Regions from separate parts of the Mus musculus genome. Here region 1 is linked to region 2. The links are chromatin contacts, found by Hi-C or POLR2A ChIA-PET in ENCODE. All regions are on one chromosome and are shown on one strand. Each heading gives the region's core, a stretch centred on a gene start or an enhancer-like site at or near the end of the contact. The rest is flanking DNA. Distances are from core to core; before and after follow the strand shown. Region 1 holds the start of Sh3gl1 (SH3-domain GRB2-like 1). Region 2 holds the start of Yju2 (YJU2 splicing factor).

Region 1 (5,081 bases), core at 1,018-3,517, 77 kb before region 2:
GGAGTTAAAGGCCACGGTGAGCTAAGTACCAAGTTTGAAGCCAGCCTCCACCATCTCAAAACATATAAAATAAAGAGCACCCTTGAGGGAGTCTTGTGAGTTGCTGGTGGGCGGTGGGCGTGCCAGGAAACCCTGGCTGGCATCCAGTTCTGTTTCGGAAAGGAGACATGGTGTCCCAGGCCTGTTATTGCAGCACTAAGAGAGGAGAGGCCGGTTTATGTTACCCTGTCTCAAAAAAACAAAAGAAACAGAAACTACTCATACTCCAAACTTTTTATAAAGACTCCTGGATTCAGGAGCAGTAAAGATGGCACATACATATTTTTTGATCTACTGCAGTACAACCCTTTGAGTCATTTGGAACCTTCCAGTAATCTCTGGGTTCATGAAACCACCCCAACTTTTCACCAATTTCAACCCTAGCCATTTTCCTGTGTCTGCTTTAGGATTTATTTACTCATTACCTCCATTCATTATTAATCTCCAGGTCATGCTTGCCTGGTCTGTAACTGGTTATGTAGTCCAGACTGGCCGCAAACTCGGAGACCCATCTGCTCTGCTTCTCAGGGGCTTGGGTTAAAGGTGTGTGCATTGCCACACCTGGCATATTCTATATAGTTTTTGAAATTTGTAACAGTTGATAGAAGGGTTAAGGTACATATGTCAACCTGGGGAGACTTCATTGAAGAGATATTGTCTTAGTTAGGGTTTTACTAATGTGAACAGACATCATGACCAAGGCAACTCTTATAAGAACAACGTTTAGGGGGCTGGAGAGATGGCTCAGCGGGTAAGAGCACTGATTGCTCTTCCAAAGGTCATGAGTTCAAATCCCAGCAACCACATGGTAGCTCACAACCATCCTTAATAAGATCTGATGCCCTCTTCTGGTGTGTCTGAAGACAGCTACAGTGTACTTAGATATAATAATAAAATAAATCTAAAAAAAAAAAAACAATGTTTAATTGGGACTGGCTTACAGGTTCAGAGATTCAGTTCATTATCATCCAGGCGGGAACATAGCAATATCCAGGCAGACATGGTGAAGGTGGAGCTGAGAGTTCTACATCTTCATCTGAGGGCTGCTAGCAGAATACTGGCTTCCAGGCAGCTAGGATGAGGGTCTTAAAGCTCACACCCACAGTGACACACCTACTCCAGCAGGGGCACAACTTCTAATAGTGCCACTCCCTGGTCTGAGCATATACAAGCCATCACAGATATCATTCAATTAGAGTCCTCTTTCTGTCTTAATGATGAGAGGAAGCTCACTGCAGGGCTAATGCGCAAAAAAGCAATGATGTCCTATAGCTGGTACATGACAGGAATGAACCAATGGAACTCGAAATAGGAGATAGCTACAGTCTGAGCGAACTATTTTGAAAATATGTTTCTAGTGGGGCTCATTGGTGCACACCTGTGATTTAGCACTTGGGACGTGGAGGAGCTTGGACAGGAGTTCAAGGTCATCCTTGGTTATACAGTAAGTTTGAGGCTTAGCCTGGGTTATGCAATATCTGCTCTGAAATAAAGTTATGAAGAAGGAAATAAAGGACTCTCTTTTCTAGTTGTATCCTCAGCGATTTATTAGAAGGGAGACACTGAAGGAAGGACCCCAGAGAGAAGGCTGGTGGCGTGTTAGCATTTGGGCCTCTGCCGGGATTAAAGGCGTACATGCATCACCACTGGCATACCTCATATTAATTTTTAAGTTATGGGTATATATGTGACCCGGTGTACTTGAGAGCAGTTGAAGGAGGCCAGGAAAGGGCTGTGACCCGGAGCTGGAGTTACAGACAGCTAGCTATGAGCAAGCAGCCTGATGTGGATGCGAGGAACTGAACTCCCGATGTCAGCCAGGGCAGCAAGCACTTTTACCTGGAGAACCAACCGTTCCTCTAGCCCCTAAGATATTCCATTTTACCTCGCTTTGTCTTTATTACACTCTCGCTGGCAAATTCCGCTCCGCTTTCTCCACGCACAAATAAAATATTAATTAATTAAAACTGACTTTTGGCTTTATATCTACTCCTGGACTCTAGAGGGAGCTGCATCATGCGTACACGCGCACGTACACAGATTTCTGGCCTCTCTAGGCGCCCCCTCATCTCGTTGGTGTGGGAGGGTTTCCGCCGTTCCTCCCCCGGCAATGCTCTTTCTGTCCTCCAGGGGGCGCGCACGCGCAGAGAGGCGGAGCGCGCGCAGATGCCGTTGTAGGGTGGGGTGAGGCGATATGGGGGCGTCACCGGAAGTGTGCGGTTGCCATGTAATATCCCGGCCGCGCGTGCGCGCTAGCCGGCCGAGGTGGCTTCGGGGCGGGGGCGCAGAGCTGGCAAGCTGATTTGGCGGTGGCGGCGCCGACCTGCGCGCGGAGGAAAGAAGTCGGTTCGGCGGCGCCGGCGGAAACCGGAGTTCGAGCGGGAGGCCTGACGGCGGCAGGCGGCATGTCGGTGGCGGGGCTGAAGAAGCAGTTCTACAAGGCGAGCCAGGTGAGGCGAGGCCAGGCGATCTGGTCTCGGGCCTGCCTTTGGGGACCGCAGACGAGCCGAGCTGGCTTCCCTTGGGCTAGCGGGGAAGGGGAGACCGGGTCCCCGTGCTTTGAAGAGGGACACCGGGTGTGCGCGTCTAGGCGGCTTTCAGAAAGCTCTGGAGGGCCGGCGAAAGGGCTTCATTGAGAGGGGCTTGCCGCCAGGCTTTACAACGTAAGTTCGATTCCTGGGATCGCAGCATGGAAGGCAAGCCCCCCCCCCCCCAAAGTCTCCAGGCTATGCTTCCGAGACTCTCACCACATAGCCTCAGGCCACAGAAAATGTTTGTCTAGGTTGATATCCAAAAAAACCAAGTCCACACAGGGCTTAAAAAATAATCAGTGTCCCATTCTTCTTTTCCCTCTCCGGTGTCTGTAAGACGGATTGAAAAAAAAAAAACCTAAAAAACCAAAAACAAACATTCTCGCTCACTGGGTGTTATACATCATTAATCCCTGCACACTTGAGGCAGTCAGGTAAGCAGATCTCTGAGTTTGAGGCCAGCCAGGGTTACGTAACATAAGGAGACCCTGTCTCAAAAATGAAAGAAAAATCTCTTGGTAGACACTGTGGCAAGTTGAAAAGAGACAGTGAAAAGTAATTTTCCAGGCTTCTGCAGTTTACAAAATGTGTCAGGTTTGTGTCCCTATTTCTAAAACATATGTATGCTTCTTTGAAAGATACGTTTTTGTTGGCTGTACCATACTATAGATTCCTATAGGTACTTGGTGGTTTGGGTTTAGTGTTTAATCGATCCGATCATGACTCTGAACTGAAATTCTCCTTTCTGGTTGTGTTGACATTCAGGAGTTCTGTAGGGTGGGCATCCTGGCCTCCGTTGTATAAACATTGAGAACCCTACCCCAGGCAGGCAGGCGCTCCTTTCAGACATCCTATAGTGTAATGTCCCTCTGGAACTTTTGGGGGGTTTTTTGAGGCCAAGTTTTGCTCGTAGTCCAGGCTGGCCCAGAATTTTCCATCTTCCTGCCTCTCAGGCGCTGGGATGACAGGATACCTTTGTGTGTTGAAGGTTTTATATTTGCCTTGAACTCCTGGGCTCAAGTGAGCCTGTTCCCTCAGCTCTGTCAGGTTTCTGCTTGAGAAAACCCTTGTTGTCTCATCTCTGTCTCAGTCAGGCCAGAGTGGCCTCATAGTCATTATCCTCCCGCCTCTGCCTCCCGGTGCTGAGTTACAGATGTTTGTCACCAAACCTCAGTGGCCAGAAGTTCGTGACTGAGTTTTCTCCTGTCTGTTTTGAGTTTCTTTTCTTCTGCCTTTTCCTCCAGGTTGCTAGATCGATTGTGCTCGCGAGTGCGCTCTCTCTTTCTCTCTCGTTTGATGGATGTTTGCTGGGGTTGGAGCCCAGGACCTCAACCACACTGGCAACAGCTCTACCCTGAGCCATGACCTCAGCTTGACATGCATTTTACATGGGACACTGCTGGAAAGCCTGGCAGGCCTGTAACCCCAGGCCCTCTGGCCGCTGAGGCAGGAGGATCAAAAGCCAAGTGAGTTCCAAGTGAAGCCTGTGGAGCCAGCTTGGCTGCTATGTCTGATACCCTAGAGGTCACCAGGGTTGATGCTAGTGTGGCTGGAGGAGGCTGTCTTCTGCCTGTGCATCCAATCCAGTGCTTGTCTCACTCAGCTCAGAGGCCAGACCCCACCAGTGTTGGAGCAGCTGGCTCCCCTTCTCGAACTCCTGAATAGCTTTCGGAATGCAGAGGATAGGATAGGACCCGGGCTCTGGGCTTCAAAGTAAGAACTTTCATATCTCAAAATGACAACAGATCTGGGTGTGTAGCTAGTTGGTAGAGTACTTGCCTACCACACAGGAAGCCCTGGTTTTGTTACAAGTTGAGGGCCAGCCTGGTATACAGTGTTAGTTCCAAGGGTATGTAGTGAAACCCCATTCAAACAAGTAGTTCAGAGCCTGCAACCCATAGTCATGCAAGCCCTGGATCTTTGCAGGGAGGTCTGTGAACACGTAGTTTGTTGCCCGGTTTCTGTTCCAAGAAGCCCCAGATGTGCTAATCCTGTGGCTGTGCAGTACAGCCCGAGAATCCTGGGTGTGGAGCTGGCTCGAGTAGATTCCACAGAGAGATGAGCAACAGTGTAAGGAATTGCTTGGGCCATGCCTGTGAGAAAGGTTCTCCCCACAGTCTGGAGAGGCCCAGCCAGAGGGAGCAGCCAGCTGGTGCTGTCACCCAAGGGCTGAAAAGAAGGAAGGGCCTAGCAGTTGCCTAAGGATAAAGACATCTGAGCTCTATCTGTGGACCTCATAGGGAGGCTAGCAATGGAGTTGATGTGGTAGGACCTATGCAGTAGGCAAGAGACCTCCAGTGCCTGAACTCCTTAGGCTGTGATGCCAGCCTGGGTTCTGTGGCTGTCCTTCTGTTTGAATGCCTGTGGCCCCACATCCCTCAGATGGAGTTCCCGGAGGTCCCTCCCCTGCTGATTCCCAGCAGGTCCTGTCAGGGACTCATAGGCAGCCACTAGACTCTTTCCCACTTGGAGGGCCACCCATCCCACCTGCCTACAAACCTGCAAAGCTCA
Region 2 (4,999 bases), core at 1,460-3,959:
GAATCCTGACCCTGGCTGCTCCCCCCACTTCCTGTCCTGGTTTACTGCTGTACCTACAAACACCTCTGGCTTAGTCCTACCTCAGGGCCTTTTCTCTGCTGTCCTGGCAGCCTGAGATTCTAACACTTCCCTGACTGTCCGGCTGGCAGACCACCTGCCCTGCCTGCCTCATGTGTCCTTGTGTTACTACAGAGGATGGGTATGACTCCCACTCCCCACCAGCCTCTGAGGGTCAGGAGGCTCCCCTCGCCCCATCAATGATACGTGCCTGACAACTGCCTGCAGAGGAGTGCGGTGGTGTGGATGAGAATGGTCCCTAAGAGTCATAGATTTGAATGCTTAGTCACCGAGGAGTCTTGGGGGGTCGGGAGGAGGAAGATGATTAGGAGGTGTGGCCTTGCTGGAGAAGTGTCACTAGGGGTGAGTTATGAGGTTTCAGAAACCCACAGCACATCTGGTGTTTCTCTCTTTCTGCCTGCAGATCAGGATGTAGTCTCCAACTACTTCTCAAGCACCATGACTGCCATGTTCCCCACCATGGTGACAATGGACTAACCCTCTGAAACTGTAAGCAAACTCCAATTAGATGCTTTCTCTTCTAAGAGCTCCCATGTTCACAGTGTCTAAGACAGGAGCAAACAAAGAAATGAAGACAAGATATAATCAATTAGTCACACGGACAGCTTCTCCATCCTCAGTGACTGTACAGGTGTGACTTACAGGATTGTGATTCTCACACACAGTCAAGTGTGAATAACTGTCTGGTTCAAAGCTGGTTGAACCCAGGAAAGTGGGGGTGAAGGTCTAAGAGGAGGCTGGCAGCCTGCCTGGGATGAGATGGGAGACAGGCTCTGTCAGAGAAGCTGGCTACAAGAGATCTGCAGGCAGATGCCATAGGTGGTGCAAAGGCCCTGGGCAGGAGGAGGGCTGCCACTAGAGGGTCCAAAATCCTGCAGGGCCAAGTGTCACTCTGATTTTCTACTGAGATAGGGGTTGGGGACTCTGTGAGGGTGGGAACTATTATCTTTGTTTGTTGTTTCTCCAGAGAATCAGCCTCCAGCCTCATGTCCCCAGGGATTCACCTCATGTTGAAGGGGGCCATCAGACGCACCACATACTGCCGGTCCTTGGGTAGCTTGAGTTTCGGGATCTTCGATGGGTCAAAGTCAGGTGGGTAGTATTTCTGTGGAGAAGAGGGCGTTGCTGTTTTCTGGTGCTCAGGTCCCATACGGGCAGGAATGGGGTCTGAGAGCCATGTTAGCAGACGCAGGATACTCTGGTTTAAGGGATCTATCTGCTCAGGATTCAGCTTGCTGGAGCCTTTCCAGACATGAGCTGTTTGAAGCACAGTCATGAGAAGAGAAGTTGGGACAGGGAGGAGTGCACAAGCTTCCAACACAAATTATATAGTGTGGTGGGTCACTTTCCTACGCTGTGACATGCCTTCTAGGGAAGGTTCTAGAGGCCCAGGGTTTGCAGTAAGGGTGGACCCCTGCTGCCTATCACATGATAAGATTCTAGACACTCATGAGGAAATGGAGGCCCGACATAAATCAGACCTTGTCAATGGTGGCCTAACCTGCACTAGGGTACCACACAGGCTGCAGGGCACCATCCCAGGGCAAAATCTGGCCAGTGAATCTCCTTGGGGAGAACAGGCTCTGGCCTCTCTGTGTGCTTGGGAGGCTGGGGTGAGGCGCACAGGGACAACCACTCTGGGTTACTGGCATGCCAATGTCCAAACCCAGCACCCGGGAATTTGAGACAGGGGGCTGAAGAGAGACAACTCCCCTCTCCCCCAAAAAGAAGCTATGTGGACCACCAACAAGGAGGCTCTGCTTTTGACACCTACTGGCAACCAGGCTCACGAGAGAGGAAGCTTTGCTAATTCAGGCGGTAGACGGGAATGATGGTGTACAACTGTCATACCAGCACTCAGGAGGCTGATGCAGAACTGTGAGTTTACAGTCAGCCTGGGCAGTGCACACAAACGTGCTGCACAGACAGACATGAAGGAAAAACATAAAGTGAAAATAAAACTAATCCTTTAAAAAGTGAATATAGCCCATCTTAGGTGTACAAACTTTTGGTCTGTGAGTTCGAGGCCATTCTGGGCCTTCTGTGTACAGTGAAACCTTAACCCAAAGCAAACATTTAAAAAACAGATCCAGGAAATGGAGAGCAAAATTTTCCAAGAGTGGAGACTGAGTCACCCCAGAAACCCCAACATGATGTAGACATCTCTGCAAAAGGTTTCGGATATTAATTCAACAAAAGCCGGGAAGAACTGAGGTGACCAACAACATCCCCTGATCTGATCTGGGGAAAACCCACAAAGAAGCAGTCCTGCCCCCAATTGGGTAAAGTGACAGAAGCTCCGCTTCCCTGGTGATGATTGGTTACTCACGAAGCTGGGGGGGGGGGGGCGGGGAGAGGGGGAAGCTAACGACCGCCCCCAAAAATGTGATTGGCAAGAGTTTGGAAAGCTCCCGCCCGACTGGAAGACGCGCGTGCGTGTGCGTGCGTGTGCGCGAGAGGGGCTTGCAAAAGGAAATGACCGGAAGGAAGCACGCCTCGCCCGGAGCCCTCGCACACTTCACCCTCTGTAGGAACATTTAGACTCTGAGCACTTACGTTTAAAACTTTCCGTTCCGACATTTTCGCTTCCTGTCCAGCGAACAAGCGAAGAAGCGGTCCTCAGTCTACGGGGAGTTTCTCCGATTCAGCGCCTCAGTGTCGCCACTTCCTAAGCCGGCTCACTGGTTGGTGCCTACCCGCTTCATCGTTCTCATTGGCTGCAATCTTTGTCGATCCGAGTCGGGAGTGCGCTTCCGTTCCCTTCCGGGTGCCGGTAGTTGAAACCCGAAATAAAGGTTCCGGGACATGTGGATCCTGTGTGCGCTTATCTAGCACACTGAAAGGATGGAGAAAGCTGCCTGGGATAATAACATTTTCTCTCCTAACTCTGATCAACAATGCTGTTTGTTTTTTTGAGTCAGAGTCTCACTGTGTGTCCCTGGCTGTCCTGTAACTCACTATGTAGCTCAGGGTGGTCACAAACTAAAGGAGATCCTCCTGCTTGTGAGTTCTGGGACCAAATAATTAAAGGCCACCATGTCCCGTTCTGGTGTTCCTTCTTCTTAAGTTTCTTTATTTCTGCTGCTGGGGATGGAATCCAGGGTCTTTGCATATGCCAGGCAGGCACTCTACCACAGAAAACACCACCCAGCGCTCTAATGCTGGGAGGTAGCCTCTCACTAAGATGCCCAGGCTGGCCTGGAGCAGACTCTGCAGTCCAGCTTGGCCTTAAATTTGAAACAATCTTACTGCAAGCCTGGAATCAGTGACCTGCCTGGTTTTCATTGTGTTTTGTTGGTGGTGGTGGTGGTGTGTGCGTGCGCGCGTGCGTTTCTTCTTTCTTCTCCTTTTTTTTTTTTTTTTTTTTCGAGACAGGGTTTCTCTGTGTGGTCCTGGCTGTTCTGGAACTCACTTTATAGACCAGGCTGGTCTCGAACTCAGAAACCTGCCTGCCTCTGCCTCCCAAGTGCTGGGATTAAAGGCCTGTGCCACCACCACCCGGTGCGTTTCTTCTTTTATGAGAGAGGAACTCACCACGTAATCCAGGCTGACCTTGAAAACTCAGTAGTCCTCCCCTCCCTCTGACTCCCAAGTGCTGGGTTTACAAATAAGAGACACTGTGCCCAACTCTTTTTACTTTTTTCTTTAAAAAATAGTATCTTTGCTGTTGTTTTGTTTTTGTTTTTGAGACAGGGTTTCTCTGTGTAGTGCTGGCTGTCCTGGAACTCAGTCTGTAGACCAGGTTGGCCTCAAACTCAACAAAGATGCGCCTGTGGCTGCCTCTAGTGTTGGGGATTAAAGACATGCACCACCACTGCCAGGCTTAGTATTCGTTTTTTACATTTGTTTATTTATTATTTGTGCCTACAAAATATGACAAGCCCCAGCATTGAGCCCAGCCCCCATTGCTCCTCCTCCTCCTATTCTTTTGGTCTTTTTGAAACAGGATTTCTAGGCTGGTCTTTAGCTTGCCACCATCCTCCATCCCTACCCCCACCCTCGATATCCTCATTTCAACAAGGCTGGGCTTTGTCCTATTTTCCTCTTAGCTGAGGAAACAGGTGCTAGGGGTGTGTCTCCAACATTCTCCTACAGGTAGCTCCTGTGCCATGTCCTTTTGCAGGGCCTTGCACCTTGCTCCATCCTCTCCCTTTCTCCCACTTTCATGCCCCCCTTCATGCACTGTACCATGTGGAATTCCTTTTTGAAGCTAGCACCATTCTGTGTCCCCCCAGGCTCCTGACCCTCGAGCCACATTAACTTCTTTTTGTCATGAAGGCCTTGTTTGGGGGCCCGTGGAGATGACTCAGTCGGTGAAGCCTTGGAGGTATGAGGCCTTGAGGTGTGCTGTGTGCACACAAACACAGACAAGCCCCAACGTCACTCACTCCATGGACATGATGGACAGACAGGGATAAAGAGGCGCTCCTGTGCTGGAGCACAGGCTGTTCTAGCTGAAGACCCAGCAGTCACCCTGTGGACCGGTACTCCTGCTTCACGGGCTCTGGCGCCCTCGTCTGGCCTCAGTGGGCACTGCACATAACCCTTTACTTATATTTGAAAATAAAATATTTAAAAATTTAAAATGGGCAAAGAGGAATTCTTAATTTTAATAGTAATTCCTATTGGGTGGTGGTGCACGTCTTTAATCCTAGCACTTAGGAGGCAGAGGCAAGCGATCTCGGTGAGTTTGAAGATAGATTGGTCTACAGAGTCAGTTCTAGGTCAGCCAGGGCTACACAGAGAAACCCGGTCTCAAAACAAAGAAACAAAGAAACAAAACAAAACACCACGATGATGATGATTCTTATTTAATCCGTCTTTCTAATTAAATCACAAAGTTCACAAAGCCCCGCACCGGCAGAAGAAGAAAGATCATCCCACAGGGTTGGAAATTGAGGTCTGAAGAAGTCAAGTGAAT

What was found. A loop is a pair of places that touch in the nucleus more often than their neighbours do. ChIA-PET counts read pairs that join two places held with the same protein, here RNA polymerase II (POLR2A).
Region 1: a loop to region 2 is called in a map of heart, with 2.5 times the contacts of the local background. The contact joins the promoter of Sh3gl1 here to the promoter of Yju2 in region 2. A Hi-C loop is called at or near these places in 2 of 37 maps with a recorded cell type or tissue (both heart). POLR2A ChIA-PET finds 5 or more read pairs at or near these places in 4 of 5 experiments (Patski and embryonic stem cell).

Annotation. Positions count from the first base shown.
Region 1 is chr17:56,033,823-56,038,903 of GRCm38, reverse strand. It overlaps Sh3gl1 (SH3-domain GRB2-like 1), which reads left to right and starts at 2,267. Exons shown (of 10, transcript NM_013664.3): 1 at 2,267-2,489. The coding sequence starts at 2,445.
Region 2 is chr17:55,956,897-55,961,895 of GRCm38, reverse strand. It overlaps Yju2 (YJU2 splicing factor), which reads right to left and starts at 2,709. Exons shown (of 8, transcript NM_028381.3): 1 at 2,635-2,709; 2 at 1,083-1,183. The coding sequence starts at 2,658. It overlaps Gm16712 (predicted gene, 16712), which reads left to right and starts at 2,495. Exons shown (of 3, transcript NR_108021.1): 1 at 2,495-2,762; 2 at 4,920-4,999. Ebi3 (Epstein-Barr virus induced gene 3) reads right to left here. Exons shown (of 5, transcript NM_015766.2): 5 at 4,874-4,999.